Regions from separate parts of the Homo sapiens genome. Here regions 2 and 3 are each linked to region 1. The links are chromatin loops, found by intact Hi-C in ENCODE. Cell type or tissue: PC-3. All regions are shown on one strand. Links, peaks and the distances in the headings refer to the core of each region. The heading gives the core; the rest is flanking DNA. Region 1 has its middle 120 kb from the start of GREM2. Region 2 has its middle 34 kb from the start of RGS7. Region 3 overlaps RGS7 (regulator of G protein signaling 7).

Evidence for each region. Hi-C counts contacts between places; a loop is a spot of excess contacts. Peaks named below come from ENCODE experiments on the same cell type or tissue, not always from the same donor. Only the 100,000 strongest peaks of a DNase experiment are listed, where the experiment ranks them.
Region 2: it touches region 1 in a loop (2.7-fold over the local background); 6 of 110 quality-filtered maps call a loop at or near these places.
Region 3: a loop joins it to region 1, with 2.3 times the contacts of the local background. A loop is called at or near these places in 4 of 110 quality-filtered maps.

The regions. Positions count from the first base shown.
Region 1 is chr1:240,727,397-240,737,872 of GRCh38, forward strand. No RefSeq gene overlaps it. Among named protein-coding and RNA genes, the nearest start is that of GREM2, 120 kb to the left of the region's middle. In PC-3, for the core only: a CTCF peak has its summit at 5,088 (motif pointing right); a DNase peak (open chromatin) is centred at 5,085.
Region 2 is chr1:241,385,586-241,396,061 of GRCh38, forward strand. No RefSeq gene overlaps it. Among named protein-coding and RNA genes, the nearest start is that of RGS7, 34 kb to the left of the region's middle. In PC-3, for the core only: no CTCF peak of the experiment used is centred there; a DNase peak (open chromatin) is centred at 6,566; H3K4me3 peaks cover 287 bases; H3K27ac peaks cover 600 bases.
Region 3 is chr1:240,778,505-240,788,980 of GRCh38, forward strand. The region is part of intron 18 of RGS7 (regulator of G protein signaling 7); the gene reads right to left. Among named protein-coding and RNA genes, the nearest start is that of GREM2, 170 kb to the left of the region's middle. In PC-3, for the core only: no CTCF peak of the experiment used is centred there; a DNase peak (open chromatin) is centred at 5,307; H3K4me3 peaks cover 435 bases; H3K27ac peaks cover 1,136 bases.

The DNA of each region.
Region 1 (10,476 bases), core at 1,049-9,048:
TCTGCCAAAACTCAGATTTAGCTGTGGTTTAAGCCTTCGCCTAAATGATGGATTCTGATAACTGCAAGGTCAACATGGTGCAGGTGTTGCCCTATGGGAATCAAGAGTATGGATTTTGGCTATGTTAGACATCCACATAGATGGCTGAGATTGGGATTTAGGGCTGGGAGTCTGTCTGGGGAGTTTAACCAGGAATTCATATATTTGACTGTTATTGGATATAAATTTTTTTTTTTTTAAAGATGGGGCCTCACTATGCTGTCCAGGCTATACTTGGAACTCCTGGGCACAAGCAATCCTCCCACCTCAGCCTCCTGAGTAGCTAGGACTACAGGAATACACCACCATGTGTAGCTCAAATATACACTTCAAATGAACACCAGGAAACTTGGCTGGGCGTAGTGGCTCATGTCTGTAATCCCAGCACTTTAGGAGGCCAAGGCAGGAGGATTGCTTAAGCCCAGGAGTTTGAGACCAGACTGGACAAAATAACAAGTTCCTGTCTTTAAAGAAAAAATTAAAAAAAGATTAGCCAGGTGTGGTGGCACGTACCTGTGGTCGCAGCTACTCAGGAGGCTGAGGTGGGAGGATTGCTTGAGCCCATATGGTTGAGGCTGCTGTGGGCCGCGATGCCGCCACTGCACTCCAGCCTGGGCAACAGAGCAAGACACTGTCTCAAAAGAAAAAGCAGAAAAGAAAAGAGAAAAGAAAAGAAAAGAAAAAAGCCAGGAAACTTGATGAAGTAGATCACCTAAGAATGAAACAAAGAGAAGAGAAGAAGTGCTCAGTTCAAGCTTATTCACTAATTTTTTTTTTTTTTTGAGACGGAGTCTCACTCTGCTGTCGCCAGGCTGGAGTGCAGTGGCACGATACATTTACTTTCCTTATCAAAGGATATAAAACAGGATAAGACTCAAGCTGCCTTGATTCTGCAAATCTTAAATATTAGCTAGCAAAAATAGGAATTAAAAAAACTTAGAATGTATAAAATGAAGCATGAAGAAGGAGACACAAGGTAAAAAAAAAAAAATGTGTTATGGTCCTTTGCAGAAAGCAGAGAAAACTGGGGAGAAGTGGGAAAATAAATAAGACAAACCATCTACAAAGATCCAGACCATCTCATTTATACTGTACTGTCATTGTAAAGGGGAAAAAGGGATTACACCACAAGGGACTTTTTCAATTTATCTTGCTTTCTTCAAAGTATCTTTTACCAGCATTTAGTCAGGGCCAGGGTCAGACATGCATGCCCCAAGAATAAAGGAATATCCCTGGTACTTTAAAAGAATGAAAATCATTTTTAAAAAATCTCCAAGGAAGACAAATACATCTGAAGAAATATATTTTATACTTCTATTCCCCTCTCCTGAAAAGTTATTAGAGTGAAAAACTTCGGCCCCTGAGGTTTTAATTCCTATTCCCCACCCAAGTTGGAAGATAAATGGTGATTGGAGTTGAAAACCTTCTCAACTATAGCTCTTCTGAGAGAGCATATGGACACAGAAAGTTCAGAGAGGTGGCCGGGCACAGTGGCTCACGCCTGTAATCGCAGCACTTTGGGAGGCCGAAGCGGGCAGATCACGAGGTCAGGTGTTCCAGACCAGCCTGATCAACATGGAGAAACCGCATCTCTACTAAAAATACAAAATTAGCCGGGCACGGTGGCACATGCCTGTAATCCCAGCTACTCAGGAGGCTGAGGCAGGAGAATAGCTTGAATCCAGGAGGCAGAGGTTGCGGTGAGCTCAGATCACACCATTTAACTCCAGCCTGGACAACAAAAGCGAAACTCTGTGTCAAAAAAAAAAAAAGTTCAGAGAGGTGATATATCAAAGTAATTGATTTTTTAACAGACACCTTGCAGGATTCTAACTATAATCCCGTTCACCCACTTTAGGCATAAAATGAAACCTGCATCTACTTACATGGGTATTTTTAAAGGGTCAGCCCTGGGCGTTGCCCATCTTATTGGAGCAATGTCAGTGCTTTCACTGCTGTGGCTGTTGTTGCCATGCAGTCCTGCTGTTGAAACCATCCCTGGCAGGCTGGCGGAGTCATCGTCCCCCAGGTTAGGCCGCAGGTGACCTAATTACGATGCCATCAAGACTTGGGTGCAGAGGCCCGACTGCAGCTGAAAGCCCTGGGTGTGTTCTGACACTACTGGGCCAGCAATCAATTCTCAGCATGTGGTGGATTAAGAAGCCCCTTCCGGCCGGGCACGGCGGCTCACGCCTGTAATCTCAGCACTTTGGGAGGCTGAGACGGGCGGATCGAGGTCAGGAGTTCGAGACCATCCTGGCTAACACGGTGAAACCCCGTCTCTACTAAAAATACAAAAAGTTAGCCGGGCGCGGTGGCGGGCGCCTGTAGTCCCAGCTACTCGGGAGGCTGAGGCAGGAGGATGGCGTGACCCCGGGAGGCGGAGCTTGCGGTGAGCTGAGATCGCGCCACTGCACTCGAGCCTGGGCGACACGGCGAGACTCCGTCTCAAAAAAAAAAAAAAAGAAGCCGCTTCCTATTGGTATTAAACTTGGCCGACACTGCTTGTTGACCACATGCCTGGGCTTCCAAACTTAGCATATCCGGTTACCCAGCTCTTTTAGCACATAGATTTCAGCTTTGTCTACAATGTACCACCCTGAGAGTCAGGTGGCCCCCTGGAACCAAGAATCCAGCTCTTGAGTGAAGCAACATCCAGGCTTTAGACAAGAGAGGAAATCTGATCCCGGGCCTGCCCATTTCCTGCTCGACAGTTCTTTTAAGGACAAGCGGTCCATTGTTTAATGGCCAATGACTGTTGTAAGCAGTGAGAGCATGCCAGCTTTATGAATTTCTGTGTACCCACCTGCCCCCCAGCACCTCATTCATGTACATCACCATCCACTTTCTTCCTTGTTTTCATGCATAGGAATATTTTCTTTCTTTTTTTTTTTTTTTTTTTTTTTTGAGACAAAGTCTCATTCTGTCGCCCAGGCTGGAGTGTGGTTACGCGGTCTCGGCTGACTGCAACCTCTGCCTCCCAGGTTCAAGTGATTCTCCTGCCTCAGCCTCCCGAGTAGCTGGAAATTACAGGTGCATGTCACCACGCCTGGCTAATTTTTGTGTTTTTAGTAGAGACAGGGTTTCACCATGCTGGTCAGGCTGGTCTCGAACTCCTGACCTCATGATCCACCTGCCTCGGCCTACCAAAGTGTTGGGATTACGGGCGTGAGCCACTGTGCCCAGCTGGAACATTTTCTAGGTCACTTGCTTGGTGTGTTTTTGGATCACGTTGCCCCTAGAACCCTTATTCTAGCTCGATTATAGTAGGGGTGTCTGACACAGACAGGGGATCTGGGAGCTCTGGGTAAGTGCCTTGTCATCTGGAGGATTCAGAGGAGTTCTTCCAGAAATTATGAGGTACAAACTGAATAATGTCCTAAGATATTTAGAGTGACACAAAACTTAGCCTACAAAGCAATGTAAAGTCCAGGAACGGTTATTGCCTGGGCCCTCTAATCTCTAAATTTAAAAATCTTTGAGCAGGTCACTGAATTTCTGAAGGCGGGGTTTAGGTTGGAAAGACACCTAAAACACTGTCCTTGGTTGAAAGGCTTCTGCAAGAGTGAAAGTTTGGCGGTGCTTCAAGCTATCCACGTCTATTGGGAATTTGTTCTCTGTCCAGAAAATGGGGATATGGAGGGAGTAAAAATCTCTTTGATTGCCCTTTCTGGTCTAATATAGTCTCCAGATGGAAATTACAACATTCTAAAGGAAAAACGAAAGCAAACATGAAACAGGATCAAAGAGAATCCAATATGATTCACACACACACACCAATTGAATAGCAGAAACACTCAAGAACTCTGTATGATGCTTTTAAAAACTTGTCTTCAATGTATGGATGAATATGATGCCATAATAATTTGTCAATTCAGAGAGGATAAATTGCTTTTGCTCTCTTCCTCTGCCTGTTGAATAACAGAGACAATATGGCGTGGTGGCCTAGTTGGAATGTAAAAGATCTAGGATCGGCCGGGCACTGTGGCTTACACCTGTAATCCTAGCACTTTGGGAGGCCAAGGCAGGGGGATTGCTTGAGCCCAGGAGTTCAAGGCCAGCCTGGGCAACATGGCGAAACCCTGTCTCTACAAAATATTAGCTAGGCACGGTGGTGTGCCCCTGTGGCCCCAGCTACATGGAAGACTGAGGTGGAAATATCACTTGAGCCCAGGAAGTCGAGACTGCAGTGAGCTTTGATTGTACCACTGCCCTCCAGCCTGGGTAACAGAGTAAGACCCTGACTCACATTAAAACAAACAAACAAATGGATCTAAGATAGTGATTTAGCTCTACTAAGTCTTGTTTGTAAGAATTTGGGCAACTCAGCAAGTCACCTTGCTCCTCAGTTTCATCATTGATGACGTGGGAATTATAATACTTTTCAGTTTCTGGAAAGACAGCAATGTATGAAACATTTAGTGTAAGACTCATCATATAGTATCATGTCAAATAGCTATTATTGTGATTATTATTAAGAAACATGCAAATATGCACTGCCTCAGGCTCATTCTTTTTATTTATTTATATTTTTTATTTTATTTTTTTTTTGAGATGGAGTCTCGCTCTGTTGCCAGGCTGGAGTGCAGTGTGGCACGATCTTGGATCACTGAAACGTCTGCCTCCCGGGTTCAAGTGATTCTCCTACCTCAGCCTCCCGAGTAGCTGGGACTACAAGTGCACGCCACCATGCCCAGCTAATTTTTTTTTTTTTTTCGATCTCTTGACCTAGTGATCCGCCCACCTCAGCCTCCCAAAGTGCTGGGATTACAGGCGTGAGCCACTACGCCCTGCCTCATTCTTTTTTCTCTGTCTCCCTTTCCTTTGTGAAGTGATTACTCGGAACTCCCGGCTCTTGGTCTACTTCAATTACTTTATCTTAGGTGTAACAAACATCGGAGTGGCTTGCATAATAATTTCCATTCTTCCCTTTTTAACCCAGTCTCACTGACTCCGACAGTCAGAAGTACACTTCCAATATCTACACAATACTTCCATCACAATTAACTTGAATAAGGGTCGATCTGTCTCCTCTAGCTACCTTAGATACACCGGTTGACCACTAGATGTCAGACTTGTTAAATAGTTAGGAATGTGTTACATCCTCACCCTTAGGACTTGAAAACCACTTTTTTTTTCTTTTTTCTTTTTTTTCTTTTTTGAGACAGGGTCTCACTCTGCTGCCCAGGCTAGAGTGCAGCGATGCAATCACAGCTCACTGCAGCCTCGACCTCCTTGAGCTTAGGTGATCCTCCCACCTCAGCCTCCCAAGTAGCTGGCACTATAGGCACATGCCACCATGCCTGGTTAATTGTTGTATTTTTTTGTAGAGATGGGGTCTCACTATGTTGCTCAGGCTGGGCTCAAGCATTCCCCCTACCTCTACCTCCCATAGTGCTGGGACTACAGGTGTGAACCACCTTTCTTGCTTTCTCTCTTCTTTGTAAGAAGCTTTCAGTGACTTTGGCAATGGTTCACCAGGGTCACATTACCACTGGTTTAGAATGTGCTAACATGTGGATCAACTTTGTCTGGGAGTCTGTGATTCATACCAATATAATTTGTTTTGTTCAAAGATACATTTTTAAATTGTATTTTTTATTGATACATAATATATGTATATATTTTGGGGCTACATGTGATATTTTAATACATCCACATAATGTGTAATGATCAAGTCAGAGTAGTTGAGATACCCGTCACCTTAAATATTCAGAGAGAACATTTGAAGGATAGATTGTGCGGTCTTTGCACCCATGTGATGGAACTGTGGGTACACACTTCTCTGTGGATTCAGATTATATTGAGGAATAAAGACAACTGTTAAGTCCTGAGGAAATCAAGTGATGACAAGAGAAACCAGGCTTAGAGAGTGGTCCAATAAGAGTGACGATCCGAGGCTACATCTAAAAGAAAACACTTACTAAGATTTTTTAAAAAGTCACCTAACTTTGCTGTAATCCCAGCAAACTTTGGGAGGCCAAGGCAGGCAGATCACTTGAGGTCAGGAGTTTGAGACCAGCCTGGCCAACATGGTGAAAACCTGTCTCTACTAAAAAAAAAAAAGAAAAAATACAAAAATTAACCAGGCATGGGGGCGGGTGCCTGTAATCCCAGCTACTCGGGAGGCTGAGGCAGTAGGATCGCTTGAACCCAGGAGGTGGAGGTTGCAATGGGCCTAGATCGCGCCACTGCACTCCTGCCTGGGCAACAGTCAGACTCCATCTCAAAAAAAAAAAAAAAAAGTCACCTAACTTTGTGTCTTAGACATCAAGGCTCTTGGAATAAAAGGTCTCTTTTCCTTTAATTGCACGGGGACTCTGAAGCTGGGCAGTAGGGATGTAAATTTGGAATTCTTAATCTGGTTCAAGAATCGGGTCTCAAAGTATTACTTACATAATTGCCTATGCTTAGCGACTTCAGTACCTAGTTCAGAAAATCATTTAAATATGGACCCCCTCCACCAGTAACACGGAGACTAGCCTTATTAAGAGGATGGTATCTTCAGTTTCCCATTTGCTTAAACGATGGCACTTCAATGCTGACGCCCTATGAATTTGAGCAATTTAAATAAATTGCAATATTCTACCAAATTAATCAAATTACTGCATGTAGAACATTGTTACTATTTGTTTGCCATCTGAATTGGTTCATTTTATGTGTCAACTGACTGGGCCAGGAGATGCCCAGGTAAAACGTCATTCTGGATGTGTCTGTGAGGATGTTTTGGATGAGATTAACATTTAAATTGGCAGACTCAGTGAAGCAGATTGCTCTCCCTGATGCGAGAGGACCTCATCCAGTCAGTTGAAGGTCTGAGTAGAACAGAATTGCTGGTCATCCCCTGAGTGAGAGGGAATTCTTCCTGCCTGACGGCTATTGAACTGGGACATCAACTTTCTTCTTGTGGCTTGGGAATGAAACTGAAAACATCCATTCTTCCTGGAGTCTTGAGTCTTTGAGCTGGAATTTTATCATCAGCTTTTCTGATTCTCAAGTGTTCAGACTCAGACTGGAACTATACTATTGGTTTTTCTGGTCTCCAGCTGGCTGACTCACCCTGCAGATCTTAGGACTTGTCAGCCTCTGTAATCATGTGAACAAATTCTTTTTTTTAAATTATTTCTTTAATTTTTTATTTCCAAAGGTTATTGGGGAACAGGTGGTGTTTGGTTACATAAGTTCTTTAGTGGTGATTTATGAGATTTTGGTGTACCCATCACCTGAGCAGTATACACTGCACCCAATTTGTAGTCTTTTATCTCTCACCCCCTTCCCACCATTTCCTCCTGAGTTCCCAAAGCCCACTGTGTCATTCTTATGCCTTTGCATCCTCATAGCTTAGCTCCCACTTATGAGTGAGAACATATGATGTTTGGTTTTCCATTCCCGAGTTACTTCACTTGGAATCATAATCTCCAGTCTCAACTAGGTTGCTGCAAATGCCATTAATTAATTCCTTTTTATGGCTGAGTAGTATTCCACCGTGTATACATACCACAGTTTCTTTATCCACGCATTGATTGATGGGCATTTGGGTTGGTTCCATTATTTTGCAGTTGCAAATTGTGCTGCTATAAACATGCATGTGCAAGTATACTTTTTCATATAATGACTTATTTTCCTCTGGGTAGATACCCAGTAGTGGGATTGCTGGATCCAATGGTAGTTCTACTTTTAGTTCTTTAAGGAATCTCCATGCTGTTTTCCATAGTGGTACTAGTTTACATTCCCACCAGCAGTGTAGAAGTCATGGGAACAAATTCTTTAAAATAAATTTCTTTATAGATGCACATTCCTATTGGTTCTGGTTTTTTGTTTTCCCTGGAGGGGCCTGACTAATAATACACCATCTGGCATTTACTTTTTCTTCTTAACAGTAACCTAGTCTCTTTTTTGGAAATTACCTCACCCATAATACATGCAGTCAATCACAGTGGGACTTCAGGTGCCTGCAATCCTATTACCAAGACTAAACTGGATGCTTTTTTCATTAGATAATTGTAAAGGTAAAAACGTTAACAAGATGAAAAATAATACCTACAAAACCCTGACTCTGGGCCAGGCACTGTTCTGTATTATTTGTATTCACTCTTTTAATCACACAGCAACCATTATGCTCATTTTTTAAAAAGTGAAACTGAGACACAGGAAGTGAAATGCTAATGGTGGGGCCAGGATTTGAGCCGTAAACATTCTGACTGCAGAGATTGTGAAGAACCAAATAAGAGTCTTGGATTTTTACCCAGAACACAGCTAGAAGCCATGAAGAGGTTTATTTTAGGAACCTCGTATAATCAGATTAGGTATTTTTTGAAACCTCCCATCTATATTTATGTGGCTATGTTCACCTGAAGAGGTGGCCCAGAAGCAGTGAAGGCAGCCCAGACAAGAAATATTATATTCACTGCTTCTGGGCAGCCTTCGCTGGTCAACATATCCAGATACAATAGGAGTTGGATGGCCGGGCGCAGTGGCTCACACCTGTAATCCCAGCACTTCGGGAGGCCAAGGTGGGCAGATCACTTGAAGTAATGAGTTCGAGACCAGCCTGGCCAACATGGCAAAACCCTGTCTCTACTAAAAATACGAAAATTAGCCAGGCATGGTAGCGGGTGCCTGTAGTCCCAGCTACTCAAGAGGCTGAGGCAGGAGAATCACCTGAGCCTAGGAGGCAGAGGCTGCAGTATGCAGAGATCAAACCACAGCACTCCAGCCTGGGCTGCAGAGTGAGACTCCTTCTAAAAAAAAGAAAAGAAAAAAAGACTTGGAGGAGTCTTGACTGGGACCGGGACCTCATTTGGGCTACTCATTCTAGCAGATCTACCTCTTTATTTCCAAAAACACTAATTAAAGCCCAGCACCCCAAATAAGGGCTTTCTCTCATTAGCTCCCAAATTACCACCTGACAGACTTGTGACTTCCACTCAGGTTGTTGGAAACATTCTGCCAGGATCATGGTGCAGAGGGCTGGAGAGTGGGCACATGGTTGGAGCTCTCTCTCATTGCCTTACAGCCAAGGTGCAGGGCCTGCGCTCCTGCTGTCGAGGCTGCCTGGTGGATTCAGATCCAACCTGATGGTCTAGTTTCCCCTCAGGTGTGTGAGTCCCGACAGGCTTCCCAAATTCTTTTTTTGCGAGTTAACTAGAATGGGTTTCTTTGCTTGCAACTGAAGAATTCAGACTAATGTTCTGAGTTATTTGTTTAAGACTTTAGGATATATGTTTAAATATAACACAATTGGCCCAGCATGGTGGCTTGCGCCTGTAATCCCAGCACTTTGGGAGGCCAAAGGAGTTCGAGACCAGCCTGGCCAACATGACGAAACCCCATGTCTACTCAAAATACAAAAACTAGCTGGGCCTGTAATCCCAGTTACTCAGGAGGCTAAGGCAGGAGAATCACTTGAACCCGGGAGGCAGAGGTTGCAGTGAGCTGAGATTAGCTACTGCACTCTAGCCTGGGTGACAGAGTGAGACTGTCTCAATAAATAAATAAATAAATAAAACAATGGATTAGTTCATATTTTTTCACAAATGACTTAGTGATTCACCTATATTTCTGTTTTCTCTGCTTTAAACAGTAAATTATTGTTAATATCAACTCCAACATTCAGCTGGCATAATGGACACATTTTCCTTTCCAATGGACCCAACAATGGTTCCAAAATTCCTATCTAGCTGAAATAAACAGAAAAAGGATTTGTCAAAGTATATTTAAATTTAATTTCTTGCACCAGAATAGAAAGTAAAAATCTAAAAAGCCTGTATCATTTTTTGAAGAGACACACCATTAACATGGACAAATAATAACAAGGTAACTATCCATTCCCCGCAATATATTTTTTAAAACTATCCTGATATTCTGACGCCAGTGTAGTGTAAAAAGGGAGCGAAAGCATCCCTGTATTCTGTTTTTAATATTCTAAAGCAGACTGTATTCTAACTTTCAAGTGTACGAGATGATGATTCACTTTTACAAATAAAGCCATTTGTGTTAGCCATAAAAACATTCTGCCAAGATACTTGTGAGTATTTAGCCCATTTTGGTTGGAAGGGTGACAAGGTAGGTCTCATGTACAGAAGTTCATCTCTTTCTGACTCTTGCGTGTTAATCACACAGCCAATTTTTGTAATAATGGATAGAGCAATGGAAACAAAGACAAAGTCATAGTAATTCCTTGAAATATTATATATTTGCCTAGTGCTTTACATAGTGATTTCAAAATTCTGGCTGACTTGATACTCATTGAATAATTCTGTGGGTAGAGTAAGATAAATGTTATTATTATTCTCCCTGTAATACACTTGAGGGAGCTCAGATTCAAAGACATTAAGTAATAAGAATAATAATACCTAAGATTCACTGAACTTTCGCTAGGTATCTGGAATTAATTTCTTACAAAGGTATTTTCAATAACTTTGTATTTCCATTATC
Region 2 (10,476 bases), core at 1,694-9,693, 660 kb after region 1:
CACCACACCTGGCTAATTTTTTTGTATTTTTAGTAGAGACAGGGTTTCACCATGTTGGCCAGGATGATTTTGAACTCCTGGCCTCAGGTGACCCACCCGTGCTGGCCTCTCAAAGTGCTGGGATTAGAGCCGTGAGTCACCATGCCTGGCCTAGATATCAAATCTTAAACAAAATAGGAAAATAAAGTCCAGTGATACGAAACAAAAATATATCACAAAAACATTGGGTTTATTACAGGAATGTAAAGGTGTTTTGAAATTCAAAAAGCAATCAAGATAATTCACTACATTAACAGAAAAAAGAAAAATTAAATGATTTTGGTAAAGTCAGAAAACTAATTAAAATGCCAACATCCATGAATAATAATGATGATAATAGTAATAATAATAAGAAGAACTCAGCGAACTAGGAAGAGAAGGAACTTCCTTCAACCTGAAAAGATACACCTACAAAAAATCTACAGCAAACATCATAGTTAATTATGAAATATCAAAATATTTTCTTCTAAGATCACAAGTGAGATGAAGACATTACCCTTGTAAGAAAGGTCCAAGTCAAAGCAATAAGGCAACAAAAAGAAAAAATATATACATAAGGATGAGAAAGGAAGGAATATGCCTCTCATTATGTACAGACAATGTGATTATATATGTAAATACAAATGAATTCACAAACCATTAGAATAAATGCATTTAGCAATATATAATTAATACATATATTTACTTCACTTCTGGGAGTTAAATGCTAAACATGGTCTCTGACTTTCCAGAAACCTATCACACCCATTGATAGAAAGGAAGCCAGTTCCATGCCAGCATCTTCCACTCTCAAGCCTGGCCTCAGAAGAAAGCACCACCAAGGTTTGGAAAGACCCTGGTTCCTCCCCTCCTTCGCCAGCACATTCTTGATTGCCTTGGTGAAAGGAGCCTCCAGACTTTCCTTGGGAAACTGCCAAGTGGTAGGTTTTGGGTTTTACATACAAATCCATCCTAACACTCCACATTCATGAGCCATCTGACTCTTTCCTCAATCTTAGGCCAAGGAGATTCTGGCATCTCCATCCTATTAATTCTAGCCCATTGCCATGTCCATGCTTCAAGTTGTTCCAACAAAATTTAAGACCCAGTTTCAGGCAGGTGTTCTAGCTTAATTTCATAAATATGCCAGGCTCATGAATCTTCACCAGGTTTATATCCTACACACGTGTCTTTCCAGAGCAAAATATTAAATCCCAAGCCATGGGTGAGTCCTTCCCGTGTCAATAAACTCATCTCTATTCATCATGCTCCAGCATGCTCACCACCCAAGTCTAACACTCTCAGTATTCCCTTTCACACATATTCTCCCACTTTCTACTGGTCCATGTTAGTCTTGCCCTGCAATTCCTTTGGCATATTTTGGCTACTTTTTTTCCTGAAACAGAGGTTGTATTTCCTTGCTCAGGCTGTGCTAAAGTCTGACCCCGTTTATTGGCCTGAAGTCAATGAGATGTCGAGAGAGTGGAGCTTGGGACCTAACATCATATTGCAAGTGACCTCATTTATATCAGGTTTTGTACAGTTTCCAGTCAAGGAAAATCTATTCTTCTTTGGCAAGGGGAAGAAAGTTGCTTTTCCTGCCAGAACGACTTGGAGTTAATTTATAGGTATGAGATTATAGGTATGGTATAGGAGACACTTCCCAGTGTCTCCATGCCAGGTCTTGGGGTCTACTATTTTCCCATCAGGGCCTTGACTTTGACATAGTAAAGTGTCAAAGCTATGCATTCAGCCTCCTTTGCAATTCAGCCACACTTATAATCAGATCATAAATCTGAAATTTCAACAGAGCATGCCCTCAGGCTGCAGATGACAATATTTTCCTTTAAAGCTGCCACAGAAATCTCTAACTGTACAGTATTCCTTAAGTTGGCAGTTAACTACTCTAGACTTACTGTTTTTTATATTTTTGTAAGATCTTCAGTACTGTCAAAAATACTCACCCCATACCACAACTCTTACCATTATTCCTGCCCTTATATCAATCTAGTGTGGTGCCCACTTGATCTCTCATCTCCTTCCCTTTCACCTGCACCTTGCCCAATTAAACAAATGTGAAAGCTTTAGTATGTATCATGTTCTCTATGCCAGAGGGGTTTTGCCATCACACTTACTCCAGCTTTTTATTCCCTTTAGACAGATAGGAAAACCACTCTCAAAACCCCATGCTGAGAATCTGCTTTCTGGAGCCACTCCTTGTACAAATTGTCATAACCTAAGTTCCCTGGAAAACAGAATCAAAGGAAAAAGCTGTAAGCTAATGCTTTGTTTAGGTAGGAGGCACGATCCAGGAATCTAGAATGAAAGGAAAAGAAAAATAGGGGAAACAAATATTAAGTTTTACACATCGAAGTTGGCTACAGCCTCCAGGAAAGGGCAGCTCTTTTGTTCTCTCACACAGGATGTCTCCAGGCAGAATGCTGGCATCACTGTGCTGTGAAACAGTCAATAGTGAAGAAGAAAGGAAAATAGATCTACTGCCTCTCTCCATCTTTTGTCTTTTATCAGTGAAATTTCACCACATAGAATGTTTACTTCACTGTGTTCCAGGATTTGGGAGACTGGACAGCTTATCTCCCAGGGTGGCTCTTTATGAGACCAGAAGTGATGGGAGGGGCCAGAGCCACTGGTTCCATTTAGGCCAGATCTGGAGGCTAGAACTGCAGTGACTTTCTCTGTGCTGGGGATGATGGAACATGCGAGAGCCTGGTCTTCTCTAGAAGTAGCTGAGGCTGCAAGTATTGTTGACAGTCAGGGTGGCAACAGTTGCGGCTGTCCACCAAGCAAGTGGCCAAGTGCTTGGAAGGTGGGAGTAACCAAGCAAATCTGAAGAAATGCAAAAACAGGAGGGATTAATACATTTACCATTTAGACAACTGTCTACCGAACACCTCCACAGGAATAGAGATACAATTGGCATGTCCAAAACTGAATCCACCATCTGTACCCAAACATATCCCTCCTCCTGTGTTCCTTATCTAAGTGACTACCACCATCATATACTCATTTACCAAGACACGATGTAGGTGTCATCTATCTCAGCCCTCTATCTCCTGCATCTTCTACATCAAATTCATTTCCATATCTAACTTCTGTCTTCCTAATTTTGCAATCCACTGCCTCTACAGTGCTACTCCTACCTTAATCCAGTGTGAATTTTTTTGCAATAAACAATATAACAATTACAACAGTCTCTTGACTGGTTTCATTTTCTTTGTTCTTACTTCCAGCTACTCCATTCTGTGAATGGAGACACCGTGGAAGTAGGGTAGGGATTAAGAACCCACACTTTGGGCCGGGTGCGGTGGCTCACGCCTGAAATCCCAGCACTTTGGGAGGCCGAGGCGGGAGGATCACAAGGTCAGGAGATCAAAACCAGCCTGGCTAACACAGTGAAACCCTGTCTCTACTAAAAATACAAAAAATTAGCCGGGCTTGGTGGCGGGCACCTGTAATCCCAGCTACTCCGGAGGCTGAGACAGGAGAATGGCGTGAACCCGGGAGGCGGAGCTTGCAGTGAGCTGAGATCGCGCCACGGCACTCCAGCCTGGGAGACAGAGATTTGGAGTCAGACCTCATTAAGTTTGGATCTAGCTCCTTTACTTTTTGTCTGGGTGAACTTGAGCAAGTTAATTAACCTTTCTTGGCTTCAACTTCCTGTTGTCTTTAGGATTCCGCCATGGGCATCTTGAAAGGCTCTCCAAAGGGAAGGAACATGATCCATGACTAGATCCAGTTTTGAAATGACCGAGGAGCAAAGAATTTTAGGGGTAAAAATCTACTTTATATTGTTTCAACTTGCTGTTTCCATGATGAGAAGATGTTAGTCCCAGCCTTGTCTTTTGAAAGTTTAAAGGAAACCAATCACACAGGCATTGTCTCTGCTGTAAAAAGTGCTGCACTTTTTCAGCCTTTTTCAGGTGATTAATGTGATCCTCCACTTCTGAGAGACACGTTCTCTCTAGGGCCTAGACATTACTGACACAGGCCATTGGGGAAAAAATGACTAATTCAGGCAAATATAAATGCTCGCATTAACCTCTGATGCTGTCATTTGTGCTCCAAGTGCCTGGCTCAGGAGGTGAACAAACGGCAAGAACAAATGAAGGGTACTTTCAAAATTGAAGTCACTTTATACTGCATTTTATTTAAGATTTTTGTGGCAGAAAAGCCATTTTAAAAAGGCATATGTAGGAGCTGGGTAACTGCCTGGTCTTAATGAATGTGACAAACAGAATAGCTGTCACCAAGATTGTATTAGGGAATGGCATGATTTAGGATCAAAGGTGAAGGGCTCCTCGAGGTCATGTAGACTGAAAGCTTCATTTTATAGAAAAAAATTGGCCCTGAGAACCAGAAAGCCAATGGTTCCCAGTTTAGCCATTTCTATTTACCTTATTATTCATTTCCGAAGTCTGCCATAACAAATGACTGCAAATATGGTGGTTTAAGCCCACAGAAACTTATTCTTGCACAGTTCTGGAACATAGAAGTCTGAAATCCAAGGCTAAGCAGGGCCATACGTTTTCTGGTCTTTAGGGAAGAACTCTGTTTTCAGCTTCTGGTGGTCCCAGGCCTCTCTTAGCTTGTGGCTGCATCACTCCAGCCTCTGCCTTTATCGTCACATGACCTTCCCTCCTGTCTATTTCTCTGTGTCCTCCACGAATCTTTTAAGAGCACCAGTCACTGGATTTGGGGCTCACCCTACATCCTGGATGACTTCATCTTAAATCATATCTGCAAATACCCTATTTCCAATTAGATCACACTCTAAGGTTTCAGATGGACATAAATTTGGGTGTACACTATTCAATCCACTACAAACCCCATGGCTCCTCCTTAACACAAAGGGGTCATTCCTGGATCTAAGGGAGCAGGTATGGATTCTGCACCTCTCCCAATGCCTTAGACCATAATTTATGCATAGATGTTGAGAGTCATACTGCCTGGATTCAAAGTACATTGACCCTTAATAAATAAATCATTTCAAAGCTTCAGTTTTCTCAGTTACAAAATGGAGAAAATACAGCCCTCCATGTGGGAGCCTCATCAGGTTGCAGCGAGAACAAGGTGGCATAATCCACATGGACCACTTAGCCCAGCATGTGACCCATGACTAGGGCTCAATAAATATTAGCTGCTACCAATCAAAGCCAGCACTGATGCTTTGGAAGGGTTTGCATATCATACAAAATAAAATTCAATCATCCTCCAGGCTACGTGGGAAGCACTGTATGGCAGCTAGCTAATTATTCCCACCCACCCATCATGGGAAAAGCCCTGACCTCCATACCAACAATTTCAATGGGGCTTCCTTTGTCGGCTTCTACCTGAGCTGTCTGGCGATTCGCAATTTTTCAGATCTGAGCCAGATTCACATTTGGAGATTAAGCTCCAGTATCTAGACTAAGCAGAGATGCATAGTAATGGACAGAGATGTCCAAGATAAATAACTCTAGAACCTGAGCTCAAAAAGCTGGTAGCTTTCAGGAAACTCTCAAAGTCTCTGAACTGACTGGCTGGGTCTTGCCTGAAAGACTAGCAGAAAAGGGAGCTGGGACTGGGACCAGGAAGACAGAGGAAGCCAAGGGTGGACCCTGACAGTGGCAGCTTGAAGTCCAATTGCAACATCTTAAGGAAAAGCACAAGGCTGTGGGAAGGAGAGGTAAGGTAAGGAGTTATCTATTGAATCATGCGGTGGGGGGCATACCTGCTCTAGTGGACACTGTGGGGCACTGCCCAGATCCACCTTCACAACTGAAGCACTCATTCTCCAAGCCCTTGGGGAATCAGCTCTCAGGGAATCTGCTTAAGCTAAGGAGAGCCACCCAGCCCAAGGTCACACGGCCTCCCTGGAAGCAGCTCACATCCAATGTCTGGTCCATGGTGGAAAAGCATAAAGGCTTGGCCATAGGCAGGATTATCCTGAGGACTCATCTAATCTCCAGAGCTCTTACAGCGTCAGAGGAGGTTTCCACTGTCACTGCATAACAAGTCTTAATTTTCCCCTCCCCTTGAAGGTGTCAATATTGAGAACAGCTCAATAAAACTCTTACATGCAAATTGCCATCTCATCATGTTTCTCAGAAAACCCATCCCAGACACCTACATTCACAAAATCCCTGAAAGACGCTGTTCTATCAATCTCATTTTCCTGATGAGAAAATTGAGCCTCAGAGATCAAGCAATGTCCCCAAAGACATACAGCTGGTAAGTGGCAAATTCTGATTTTAAACTCAAGTATGTGCAGCCCCAAAGCCCATGGTCTTTCCACTTTAATCTCTGCCTTCATTGAGTCAGTCACTAAGAATAAAGCAGAAATTAAACATTCTCAGGATGAGAAAATAGGAAGGCAACCACTGTGTTATATGGATGACATTCCCTTTGTGCTCCCCCTGGCTTGCTTAAAGCCCTGTGATTATAGTTGTGGTTATTTTTCTTGTTATCTCATTCAGCGCTGGTTACTAAATGTTTGTTTTCTTTTATTAGCCCACTGTATGCTTAGGACCAGGCTCCAGTTTCCTAGTTGTGTTTGCCTAGCTCCTTATAAGCTTGAGCCATCTGTTCCTCTCGAAGTGGACAGGATGACATTTTTTTCCCCAGAGTTTACCTACTTTGTATTTTATAAGGGAAGCCAAACTAGGTGATTCATTGTCCTTCTCCTCCTCTTCTTCTTCCTCCTCCTCCTCCTCATCAATAGGAAAACACTGAGAAGCAGCCTTAAGGAACAACACAGTGGTGATATCAAGGGACTTGAAATTATGTCACGTGCTATCGGCAACCAATATATGATGTTTGGATTGAGAACTATGATCAAAGTGAAGCAGTGGAACTTTGCAGTTAATCAAACAGGAATTTTGAACCAAAAACCCACAAATGTGTTTCAACACACTTGAGCTACGTAATCTTGGGTGAGTTACTAAACTGCTATGTGCAATTTTCTCACCTGTCAAATGGAGCTAATAATAGACTTACTATTTTGTGTGTGAGGATTTGCTGATCTATATATAAAGGTTTTAGCACAGTGTTATAAATATAGCAAATACATACTTAAAGTTATCTGTTAATGCATGGAAATTAGAGGTGAACGAAGTTGGGCTCTTTATTTACGAAATATTGTATGTTGTTTAGAGCAATTCAACCTGGGATAAGCTGAGTTCCAGAGGCAGACAGGTGTAAGAGAGCTTCTGACATGAACATTGCAGGCAGGCAAGATAATCACTAGCATCCATTCCTTCCAAATATTAACATTATATTCCCTCAAAGGTTGTGACATAGTTGGATTTCTTGAGACCTCTTCTCAGAGAGACAAGAACTTTGTTGTTTAAATGATCCATCAAGATCAGCTTAAAACAGCACCTGTAGTTTTGTGGTATCCCAAACTCTGAATCTGAACAGATCATTTATCAGGAAAGTCTAGAAAGATGTTTCATTTTGAAGTTTAAGGATAAATTATTGAATTGGCCTCTGATATGGGTGACTGGTTGCTCAATTCAATAGGACTGGCTGTGTAAACATATAACAGGCTTTCAGAATGTTTGTCCAGGGTGGGATAAAAAGGGTAACTATTAATCCATCAATTCCTGTCCCCCAGTGGTCAAATTTTTACCCAAAAAGGTGGCAGCTCCTTGCACTTCCAGGTTGCATATCTATGGGCACATTGTGACGTGGAGAGAGAAGTCTTGGGTCTGGACACATAAAAAATGTATAAATAAATCCTGCAAATTAATAAGCAAACATCAAACAACCCTGCAGAAAATTGGGCTAAATACTTGAATAGGCATTTCACAAAAGGAGATATTTAAATGGCCAGTAATCATATGAAAAAGTGTTCATCATCATTTGTCATCATGAAAATGAAAATTAAATCACAAAGAGATATGACTATACAACCACCAGAGTGCCAAAATTCATAAGTTGGGTTGGATGGATGTAGGGCAACTGAAACCCTCCTATACCAGTGGTGGTGAGTGTAAAATGGTAAAATCTTTTGGGAAAACTGTTTGGCCATATATTCTAAAGCTGAACATGTGCCTATTCTATTACCCAGAAATTATATTTCTAAGTATGCATCCAAGAGAAATGCACATATAATTCACCAAAAAACACATACAACGGTGTTTGTGGTAGGATTGCTGGAATTGTCCTAAACTAGGTTTCTCAACCACAGCACTATTGACACATTGGATTGAATAATTTTTGTTGTGGGGGATTTCCTGTGCTTTATAGGATGATTGGCATCATCGTTGGCCTCTATTCACTAGATTCCAGTAGCCTCCCCCAGTCATTACAACCAAACTTGTTTCCAGACATTGCCAAATATCCCCTTGGGGCAGGAAAATCATCCCACTGTCCTAAATTGAAAAGAAAACCACTGTCCTAAATTCGAAAGAATCCAAAAAACCTATCAACAATAGTACGAAAAAATAATGGGAAGCATGTTCATTCATTACAATATTATACAACAGTGAAAATAAATACATTAACGTTGTACTTCACAACATGTACAAAAGAAGCCAAACACAGTAGGGCTCATACTACAACATTCTCACATATAAAGATCAAAAGCAAGTTAAACTGACTTCTGGCTATAGGAGTCAGAATGGTAGCAAACTTTTGGGGGAACAGTAGCTTGAAAGAGGCACGAGAGAGCCTTCAAGGATGTCAATCATATTCTTGATCATGGTATTATATTCAAAATACCAATTGTAAAAGTTTTAGAGCAATAGATTTACAGTTGTTGAACTTTTTTGCATATAGATAATATTTCAACCAAAAACGTTTCCCCAAAACAAGGCTGGGCATGGTGGATCACGCCTGTAATCCCAGCACTTTGGGAGGCCACCGTGGGCAGATCACTCAAGACCAGGAGTTCGAGACCAGCCTGGCCAAGATGGTGAAACCTCATCTCTACTAAAAATACAAAAAGTAGCGGGGCGTGGTGGCACATGCCTGTAATCCCAGCTACTTGGGAGGCTGAGGCATCAGAATCACTTGAACCTGGGAGGTGGAGGTTGTAGTGAGCTGAGATCTCGCCACTGCACTCCAGCCTGGTAGACAGAGAGAGACTCTGTCTAAAAAAAAAAAAAAAATTCCCTGAAACAGATGTTTTGTATACTTTTATTAGTTTTCTACTAGGAAGTTTTATATAGAGATAGTCTCTGATACATTGCCGAAAATGGAACGTTTATAGACACCCATTTTACATTAAAATATGTTACTTTTTCCACTTTCCAAAATAGCATCTTGCTCCTTTCACTGAGTATGATCTCAGTCCTAGTCTCCTTTGCTCCTGATCAGCAAACAACCTAAACAAACCATCATAGTGATCTCAAATATCATTCTCTTTCTGTGCGCCCCCCCGCCAGAGTTTTCTCTTCTGAAGAGTATCACAGGGCATATATTTTTCAAGTTAAAATATGTTTTTTGAGAATGTCACACACTGTTTGAGATCATTAGTACCTTCCTGGGTCTGCATTACTGCATTAAAATAACCCATAAATTCTATCTCCATTAAAGCTGGCAATTGTTCAATTGCATTTGATATTCTAGGGCCCAACTTTGTATAATTCTGTGTACTTAGGACATAATCCCCATATTTTGATATTTCTACATGTAGTTAGCTACATCCTGTGTGATTTCAGTTCTGTCAGCTTGTCTTTTCAAACACATGTTATTCACAAAGCATTGTTCTTAAAAATTAAGAACTATTCAAGCTGTTCTTTGAGTTCTGAAAGTCCTCTCTAACATTTTGCTTTAGAGAAGCAACATATTCGTTCGTCAGCATTCACTGAATTAGTTAAGAAAAAGTTCATTTATCAGTTAAAAGAGGAATGGAACACAAGGGGTATAAATTATGGATTGCCTATAAGGGGGCAAGGGAGAGAGAAGGCAGTAAAATTGATGGGAAAGGTCATGTGGGAATTTCAAACCTTGTCCACAGATTTGTTGACATTGCTCTAATCGAAAGGTAGGGGCTATCTCTTCTCATCTTGAATCTGGGCTGATCTTAGTGACTAACTCATATCAATAAAATGCAGTGGAAGTGACTTCCAAGGTTGTGTGACCTTTAGTGCCAGGCCAGAAAAAGCCTTGCAGTTTCCTCCTGGTTCTCTTGAGATGCTTGCTGGGGAACACCAGCCACCACGGATGATGTCTGGCTACGTGGAGAACACCAGGCTGAAGAGGCAGCAATCTGTTGACAGTTCCAGCTGATTCCATCCATCCTACAGAGTATCAACTGCCAGCCACGTGAGAGCACCATCTTGGATGGCCATCCCAGTCAAGCCCTCAGATGACCGTAGTCAACATCGGACTACAATTACCCAAGAGACTTCAGGCCAGGTGCGGTGGCTCACACCTGTAATCCCAGCACTTTGGGAGGCCGAGGTGGGTGGATCCCAAGGTCAGGAGATCGAGACCATCCTGACTAACACG
Region 3 (10,476 bases), core at 871-8,870, 51 kb after region 1:
TGAGAGTAGAAGATATTAAAGTGGTTTTTGTTTTGTTTTGTTTTTTTGAGACGGAGTCTCACTCCGTCGTCAGGCTGAAGTGCAGTGGCGAAATCTCGGCTCACTGCAACCTGCACCTCCCGGATTCAAGCAATCCTCCTGCCTCAGCCTCCAGAGTAGCTGTAACTACAGGCACCTGCCACCACGCCTGGCTAATTTTTGTTATTTTTAGTAGAGATGGGGTTTCACCATGTTGGCCAGGATGGTCTCGATCTCTTGACCTTGTGATCCACCCGCCTTGGCCTCCCAAAGTGCTGGGATTACAGGCACAAGCCACTGCGCCCGGCTGATATCAAAGTTTAATGCTGGCATTTCCCACTAGGCTTATGTTTATTCACTTTATGGGAGAAACAACAATAAAAGAGAAAACAGTTTATTAACAACAGACCCTGCTTTATAAATAAAATATGCACTCCTGCCTGCTCTGGTCTGTCTGTCCCCCTCAAAGCTCACATGTTGAAAGCTTACTCCCCAGTGTGATGCTATTAGGAGGTGGGGGCTTTGCGAAGTGACCATGTATGAGGGTGAAGCTCTCATTAATGGGATTAGTGTTCTTTGTGTGTGTGTGTGTGTGTGTGTGTGTGTGTGTGTGTGACAGTCTCACTCTGTTGCCCAGACTGGAGTGCAATGGCGCAATCTCGGGTCACTGCAACCTCCGCCTCCAAAGGCCCCTACCTTTGGAGGGCCTCAAATTGCTTGAGTTGCTGGGTTCAAGCGATTCTCCTACCTCAGCCTCCTGAGTAGCTGGGATTACAGGCATGCACCACCACGCCCGGCTAATTTTGTACTTTTAGTAGGGCCAGCTTTTGCCATTTTGGCCAGCCTGGTCCCAAACTCCTGACCTCAGGTGATCCACCTGCCTTGGCCTCCCAAAGTGCTGGGATAAGAGGCATGAACCACTGCGTCAGGCCTAGTGCTCTTATAAAAGAGGCCGAAGGAAGCTTGTTTGCCCCTCCCACCAGGTGAGGACACAGTAGGAAGATGGCTGTCTATGAACCAGGAAGGGGGCCCTCATCGGACACTGAATCTGCCAGCATCTTGATCTTGGACTTCTCAGCTTCTAGAACTGTGAGAGATAAATTTATTTTGCTTATAAGCTACCCACCCAGTTTGTGGCATTTTGTTATAGCTGACTATAACGGACTGAAATGCTGCCTCCACTTCTATGCCTATTTCCTCATCTGTAAAATGAGGATAATAATAGTACTTATTTTCAAATTTTGTTGTGAAGAATGATACAAGTAAATTGCTTAAAATTATTTATGGATCATTTTGTGCACTCAGTTTACGTTGGCTATTACCTCATTATACTATCATTATAATTATTAACACTATCATTATATGCTCTCTTCATTAAGATACCCAAACCCAGAGTCACTATTCTGACTCTAAAAGGACAGAAAGTTATAAATTAAAAGCTAAAATCATACTGCTTTTCCACCCCAATCCTGGGCAATAAGCTAATCAAATGATGTTGAAATAAAAAAGATTCAGTTCTTAAATACAATGCCATTTCCTGTGTTTACTACTGTAGTCTCTGTGCTATGAATAGAATTGTATACACATGTGCATATATACCTATTCTGAGACTGAACAATTTATATTTAAAAAGTGCTTACTTGGCTGGGCATGGTGGCTCATGCTTGTAATCCCAGCTCTTTGGGAGGCCGAGGCGGGTGGATCACTTGAGGCCAGGAGTTCAAGACCAGCCTGGCCAACATGGTGAAACCCCATCTCTTCTAAAAATACAAAAATCAGCTGGGTGTGGCGGGGCACACCTGTAGTCCCAGCTACTCGGGAGGTGGGAGAATCATTTGAATCTGGGAGGCGGAGGTTGCAGTGAGCCAAGATAGGCCACTGTACTCCAGCCTGGGCTACAGAGTGAGACTCTGTCTCAAAAAAAAAAAAAAAAAAAAAAAAAAGTGCTTCCTCTTTGTGGGATGAAGGAAGGTACACATCAGTACACGTTGTTGAGGCACAGGAATGAATTCTTATATAGTAGAAGACTGGGGAAAGATGCTGATATAAAACTGTTTCTTTTAAAACTACAGATTAATGTGATTTGGTTCAAAATTCTGGGAAGAAGAATGGGCCGGGCGCGGTGGCTGACGCCTGTAATCTCAGCACTTTGGGAGAGCAAGGCAGGTGGATCATGAGGTCAAGAGATCGAGACTATCCTGGCCAACATGTTGAAACCCCATCTCTACTAAAAATACAAAAATTAGCTGGGCGTGGTGGTGCGTGCCTGTAGTCCCAGCTACTAAGGAGGCCGAGGCAGGAGAATCGCTTGAATCCGGGAGGTGGAGGTTGCAGTGAGTCGAGATCGCACCACTGCACTCCAACCTGGGTGACAGAGCGAGACTCTGTCTCAAAAAAAAAAAAAAAAAAAGAGTGAAATAGTTACATTGAAATTGGAAGCCATTTGAAACTCAGATACAGTCATTTTTTTATTTGAACAATGACATCTACTGTTGTCTTTATCAATTTATAAAAAAAAAAAAACATGGTTCTCTTTCTATGGTTTTGTTTTTATTTTTTCAAATATCCTCAAATCCTCAAAGCTACTAGTACTTGGCCTGATATGGACTTCATTAAAAATTGGATGATACAAGTTAAGCCCGACAAACTCTTGTCCCAGGAAATAATTAAAAAATACTTTTTCATAGCAGCCCAGAGAGAAATACAGGCCCACAGTAAACCTGGGGCTTTGTGATATTAGCATAACAATGGGCAAAAATGAGAAAACATACAGGTGTATTTTAACAACAAAACTCTGTGTGGACCAGGCGAGGTGGCTCAGGCCTGTAACCCCCGCACTTTGGGAGGCCAAGGCTGGCGGATCACCTGAGGTCAGGAGTTCGAGACCAGTCTGGCCAACATGGTGAAACCCCATCTCTACTAAAGATACAAAAATTAGCCAGGTGTGGTGGCAGGTGCCTGCAATCTCAACTACTCAGGAGGCTGAGGCAGGGAGAATCGCTTGAACCCAGGAGGCGGAGGTTGCAGTGAGGTGAGATTGCGCCACTGCACTCATCCTGGGTGACAGAGCGAGACTCTGTCTCAACAAACAAACAAACAAAACCTCTGTGTGTGGTATAGATTTATCAAATGTGCAATAAGGATATTTGTTTTGTATATTGAGACAACTAAAAGGCAAACTTGGGTACAACTAACAGTTAACAGATCTTGGGCTGGGTGTGGTGGCCCACGCCTGTAATCCCAGCACTTTGGGAGGCCGAGGCAGGTGGATCACTTGAGGTCAGAAGTTCAAGACCAGCCTGGTTAACATAGTGAAACCCTGTCTCTACTAAATATACAAAAATTAGCTGGGCATGGTGGCGGTCACCTGTAATCCCAGCTACTCGGGAGGCTGAGGCAGGAGAATCACCTGAACCTGGGAGGAGGAGGTTGCAGTGAGCTGAGATCGCGCCATTGTACTCCAGCCTGGGCAATAGAGTGAGACTCCGTCTCAAAAAAAAAAAAAGAGATCTTAAGTGCAGCACTGAGGTCAAAGCAGACAGCATGGATGCCCAATAGGCCATCTGGATTGGAAGATTTACACTTGGATCTATTTGTAAACCATGTGCAAATCCTGCCTTATTCACATAGTGGAAAGGAAAATGCATAAGCCCTACTCTAGTGCACAAAGAAATGATTGTGTGTATACTTTTGGTTGCTCACTCCTCCACTGCAATGTATTAAGTTAAAAAGAACACGATCACTTCCAGGGAAGTACACGTGGTACGGTATTTGCATGTCAGCCATTTTGGAACAATCATTTTCAGTGCAGTTCCTTGGATGCTGTATGGAACCAGCTCCTGCCAATGATCTTTTCCCAATTTTTCCAAATTGAAGAATCTGAGAAATGGTTTTTAAAAACTATTTTTTAAATTTTTCGAGACAGGGTCTTGCTCTATCACCCAGGTCAGAGTGCAGTGGTGTGACCATGACACACTGCAGCTTCGACCTCCCAGGCTCAAGCGATCCTCCTGCCTCAGCCTCCCGAGTAGGTGAGACCACAGGTGTGCACCACCACACCTCGCTGATTTTTTATTTTTAGTAGAGATGAGGTCTCATTATGTCATCCAGTCTGATCTCAAACTCCTGGGCTCAAGCGATCCTCCCAGCTCAGTCTCCCAAAGTGCTAGGATTACAGGTATGAGACACTGTGCCCGACCAAATATGAGACATTTTTATAGCTAAGTTTTAAAGTCTTAATTCCAGAAATGAAAAGGGCTAACAAACCCTATCAATGGCACTTTTAAAAAACGAAATTGCTTACAATAATTCTATGCGAATAATACTTATTTTTAACCCAATGATTACATATGTGTTATGTGATTTAAACTCTTCCTGTCAGATTCTAAAGGAAACAGATTATAGTGGAAACAAATCTATAGAGAAAGACAAATATACTCAGAACATAACAAAAACTCAAGATCCTGTGAGATTTTGTAATATCTGGTTAATGGAAATATGCTAGAAAAAGCAGCATATAATCAGTTTCAGGACAAAATAAACCTGAGACTTCAGCTGGCACGTAAGTGAACAGAGAGCATCATCCTAGTCTATAATACAATAATTACATAAACAAAGAGAGTTCTCTAGTGTGTCACAATAAAACTTCCCCTCAACCAAACCAATTCCTTTCTGTCCTAAATGGTTTGCAGAGATTTTGTTATAATTAGGGACAACACTCTCAAAACAAAAATAACAACCTATGTATTTGTCCTTAACTTTTCCAAGTGAGCTATCAAAGGTATAAATTTTAACTGACTTTAAAAACATCATTCTTGGCCTGGGCACAGTGGCTCATGCTTGTAAACATAGTACCTTGGGAGACTGAGGTGGATGGATCACTTGCAGTCATGAGTTTGAGACCAGCACGGCCAACATGGCAAAACCCCATCTCTACTTTAAAAAAAAAAAAAAAGCAGGGCATGGTGGTGCGTGCCTGTAATCCCAGCTACCCAGGAGGCTGAGACAGGAGAATTGTTTGAACCCAGGAGACAGAGGTTGCAGTGAGCCGAGATTGCGCCACTGCACTCCAGTCTGGGTGACGGAGCGAGACTCTGTCTCAAAAAAAATAAAAAATAAAAAATAAAAAAAAATCGTTCTTGGTCTTAAAGTAATAACAGAAAGTTGATGGTAAGGAGCCCTGAGTCAGTAGGAATTGATGAAGGCCAGGCTCTTAGCTATAGCCTGAGAGCCTGGGGCATTAGGGAGATGGAAGCAACTTCCTACATTCTTCTCCTGCAATCCCTTCTTCACAAAGGAAATAGAGAGAAGCTATGTTTGCTTTAGTTACTAAGCCCACTTATTTTATTGCTGTCATAAAAACACACAGAATGGCCAGGTGCGGTGATTCATGCCTGTAATCTCAGCACTTTGGGAGGCCGAGGTGGGCGGATCACCTGAGGTCAGGAGTTTAAGACCAGCCTGGCCAACATGGTGAAACCCTGTCTCTACTAAAAAAAAAAAAAAAAAAAAAAAAATAGCCGAGTATCGTGGCAGGTGCCTGTAATCCCAGCTACTCGGGAGGCTGAGGCAAGATAATCACTTGAACCCGGGAGGTGGAGGTTGCAGTGAGCCAAGATTGTGCCATTGCACTGCAGCCTGGGCTACAAAAGCGAAACTCTGTCTCGAAAAAAAAACAAAAAAACAAAACAAAACAAAAAAACACAGTAGTCTTTTCTAGTATACAGGACACTGAAGAGATTGAGCAGAAATAAAGGGGCAGATTTTTAAAGGGTGGCTATGAAACAGATTACAGAGAAGAGTAGAAAGTTATCAACATCTTTTAGATTTTTTTTGAGGCCGGGTACGATGTCTCACGCCTGTAATCCCAGCACTCTGGGAGGTAGAGGCGGGCAGATCACGAGGTCAGGAGATTGAGACCATCCTGGCTAACACAGTGAAACCTCGTCTCTACAAAAAAAAAATACAAAAAGAATTAGCCGGGCGTGGTGGCGGGCGCCTGTAGTCCCAGCTACTCAGGAGGCTGAGGCAGGAGAATGGCGTGAACCCGGGAGGCGGAGCTTGCAGTGAACCAAGATTGCTCCACTGCGCTCCAGCCTGGGCAACAGAATAAGACTCCGCCTCAAAAAAAAAAAGATTTTTTTTTTTTTGAAAAAAAATTTAACCTCCATTTTCGCTATCCTTTTGCAATTCCTGCTTGTTTGTCTCCAGCCACTGCCTCCGAGTCTCTCCCATATGTTGCTGTAGACTGGGATGGATATTCTTGAGTGCCTTGTAGGCTGCAGAGACTATGGAGAGGCACTGGGGATAAGAAAGGTAAAATCTTATCGTTGCCCTTCCACTGGTTTATGTGATCCAACTGTCTCACCAGATGCTCAACCCCACAGCTATGTTAATAAAAAGAACTGACCATATGGTGGTAAAATGAGATGCTATTGGACCAGAGATAGGGAATGTTTTTAGGAGAGTCTGAGCTAAAGGATGTTATCTGTTTATTATTTTACTCTCATGTTGAAAAATGCCTTTTCCACTTATTGAACCAGGGATAGGCAGTGCTCTTAGCAGAGTCTAAACTAAGGGATGCTAGATGTTTGTTATTTTACTCTCATGTTGAAAATTCCCGTTTCACTTATAAATATAAACATCTTTGCCTGGATTTCCAAATCCTTCACTACCTGGGTTCCGTGGCCTTTCAGACTCTTTACTGTTACCCACGAAGTGGTTCTTTGGCTGGCCCTTGTGCCTGCTGCTCTCTCCGCTGGTCACCTGTTTGTGCATGTACCTGTTCAGACCCTATCCACTCTTCAAAGATGAACTTCCTATCTATGTCCTTGCTAAAGCTTTCTAACTATCCCTAAACTCCTCCGGTTCCCTCTTTGAATTCTTCTTGCTGGTAGAACCTGCATTAGCACTTTTATATGCCTTCTTACGTGATTTTGTAAGTCATCTGGCCTGATGAAGTGATAACGGACAGCTGTTAAACATTAATATTATAGCAGTCTCCAAATAAGTAGTTGATTATTTGCAAGAGCTGAGCTCCTTGGCTGCAAATCTCATTAAGGGAATAAACTTCTAGAAATCAGGGTAATGAGATTCCAAGGTCTTGGGAAAATTAACTTTTAATTTGGGGGAGGAGAGACATGGTGGAGAGAGGGATGGGGGTCACTGGTCACACCCTAAATGTTAACAGATTGACTAATAGAATCAGAATATTTTCAAGTAGGCAGGTGCTAAGAAGGAATTCAAGCTAGGCTAGGTGTTAGGGAAGCTCTTGCACAATTTAAATGAAATCAGTTCTTCCAGGTAAACTTACAAGTGAGTTTGCTGAAACATAGTGAATAATTTTTATAAAACTGTGGAGGTGGGTGAGTTCCTAGAATGTTAAAGATAAGCTCGAATTCTTGAGAATTAAGATGGCAAGGACAAGAGGAAGAGGATTCTGTAGTTAGTTTTGAAACTGTCATATTTAATGTTGAATGCTGAAAAATATTCTAGTACTACGTACTAAAAAGAGATAGCTTATGAACACATATACATTTAAGTACTGGTCACTAGCTTCCTAAGAGAATTGAGAAAGAATAAGTATAGCCAAATACTTTCATTTTCTTAAAATATTTTTCCATAATAAAACCAGTATGTGTTCACTAAAGAAAATGAAGAAAACATAGAAAAAAGAGAAGAAATAAATATTACTTGAAATATGATCATTTACATTCTATTATGTCCTTCTACCTTTTTATACACAGATACATGTTTAAAATTTTTTTTACAAAACTGAAATTATACTGTGCATGGTACTATGTCATATTCTGAATAACGTGTGTATTAAAGAGATTACATTTTGTTCAATTACCCATGTTATGGATGTTTCTTCAAAAATAATGTTGTTTTACCAACTAAATGCATTAGTTGGTAAGGAAATCAATTTAGAGAGATGCAACCAACATTTAGAAAAAAATTAAGTACAGAATACATTTTAAAAATCAGATTGCATTGCACATAAGGGAATGTATTGTTATTTCAGTTCTATGTACATATAAACACACACAAATACAGTTTATACAGTAACCATATATATGTACACACACACATATACAAATACGCACAAACACATGTATGTGTCGATCAAATGTGGCTACTCTGGGCACACTGCCTATGGATTAGCCCTGCTCTGCAAGGAACAATAGAAAAATTAATATTTTTTAAAAAATGTGTCAAATATGGGTATCATTAAAAGAAACAAAAGCCAATGCTTTAAAATATAATTTTTAACATTCGTATAACATTCCAACAGTAGATATGTCTTGATACAGTTAAGAAATTCACAATTGTTGTACTTTCAGATTGTGTTCTATATTTGACAATTATATAATGCAACAAATATTTTTTATATGTGGGAACACCTGGGTTTTTTTTAGGATTAAACTACTAGAACTTGAATTACTGATTCAAAGTGAGAGATTTTTGACCTTCTGGCACATTCTGTCAAATTCTATTCGACAAAAGTGATAGCAATTCAGACTTTTATGAGCACTGTATGAGATCACCTATTTTCTTAACCCCTTTCTGATACTAGATGTTATCATATTAACAAAACACATCTATTTGGAGGAAAAAGTGATTGTGCTGCTTTCTGAATTTTACTTGGGTATTAATAACAATAGGTTTTCTTTTTTGTTTTCTCACATATCAATGTACTGTTTGTATTTCTTTTGTTAAAATTGCCTAAGTCCCTCCCTCATTCTTCTAATGGTGTGTTGCTCTTACGACATTATATGTTTGCAAGGAGCTCCCTGTAGACCCTGTATTACATTTTGGTCTGTCATAGAGATGCTCCTTTATTCATTTTAAAAAGGAGTTTACCAGATTTGAGCACAGGAACTTGCTTTAAACAAAAGACCTTCGGCTACGTAAGGCACGCAGCAGGATTTGCAGTATCTCTGTGATTGAAAAAGAGAAAGATGTGCTTCATAACTAAACAAACAATGACCTTCAAAGTGTGCTATTAGGGCAGTGGAATTCTGTCTTCCTCCCTGTTCCTTATGGTATTTTAATCAGTAATTTGAAAGATTAAACTGATGAAATTCTGATAAAATGTATGTATGATCTACATATGATAACCTTGGTTTAAAGACTGAGTAACAAAGAAATACTTCAAAAAATTATGTAAAGCTTTAAAAATGAGCTATAACTCACAAGATAAATTTAGTGGAAAGAAGGGTAAAGAGCCAACATACACTAAAGTGAATAAGTAAACAATGAACGAAGAAACCTAGCAGCAAAACACAAAATTAGGGACATGTAATCTCAGCACATGAGAAAAAAAATCCAATTTTTAAAGTATTTTATTTTAAGCCCCAAATGACATTACATGTTGCTCTGGTTGGGGGAAGTTGATGCAATTTTCAGGTTAGATTTTAAAAGTTATAATATATGCTGGCTGGGCCATATCTCAAATATTGTGTTTGGTTACGATTACGAGGCCTATTGATGAACTGGAACACATGTACAAAGTGAGCAAACAGCAGGATGAAAGAACAGGAAATTATTAAATGGGACAACATTAGAAGCTCACTTTCCCATTTTAAGTGTCACTCAGATTTAATTTGCTAGCAACATTTAAGACATCTTTATCAAGTGTTTTTGTGTTCAGCTTAATTTTCACAGAAGTATCTTTTTCTTTTTATACTCAAATTTCGACAGGTTTATTTTAATAAAGTACTTAAATGCAGTATGCCATATATTTAATTATAAACAGCTATGGGAACAAATGGAACAAAACAAACAAAAATGGACTCTTATACTATACAGTTCAATGGGTGGTTGCAGAAATGTGAGGACCTAATTGGACAGCAGCATCTCAGCTGTGACATTTGTGGCTCTTGACATTCACTGTGGAGAAAGTGAAGAGCATTGGTACATCTAGGGCAGTGGTTTTCAAAGTGTGGTCTTAAAATCAGCAGCATCAGCATCACTGAGAATTGGTTAAACATGAAAACACTTGAATTGGATCCATCAGAAAATGACTTACGTAGACTTTCTGAAAGATGGAGTCCAGCAATCTGTGTTATCATGAGCACTCCAGGTGATTCTGATGCGTCTCAAGTGAGAACTGCGGATGTTTAGTAAGGAGAGATCAGCTGGGAATACTTCTATTTGTGTGATGATTTTTAAACTGTATGGTTTTGGGATGCTTGTAACCAATGCGGAGCAGAGACAAAGACAGAATAATTCTAATGTAATCAGAGATGAGGTTACAAATCTGCATTTGCCAAGCCCCTGGTGATTTTTGAGGTATGGATAGTTGGACTACACTTAGAAAAATAATGAAGTAGGCAGGGTGTGGTGGTTCACGCCTGTAATCCCAGCACTTTGGGAGGCCAAGGTGGGTGGATCACTTGAGGTCAGGCATTTGAGACCAGCCTTGCCAACATGGTGAAACCTCCTCTCTACTAAAAA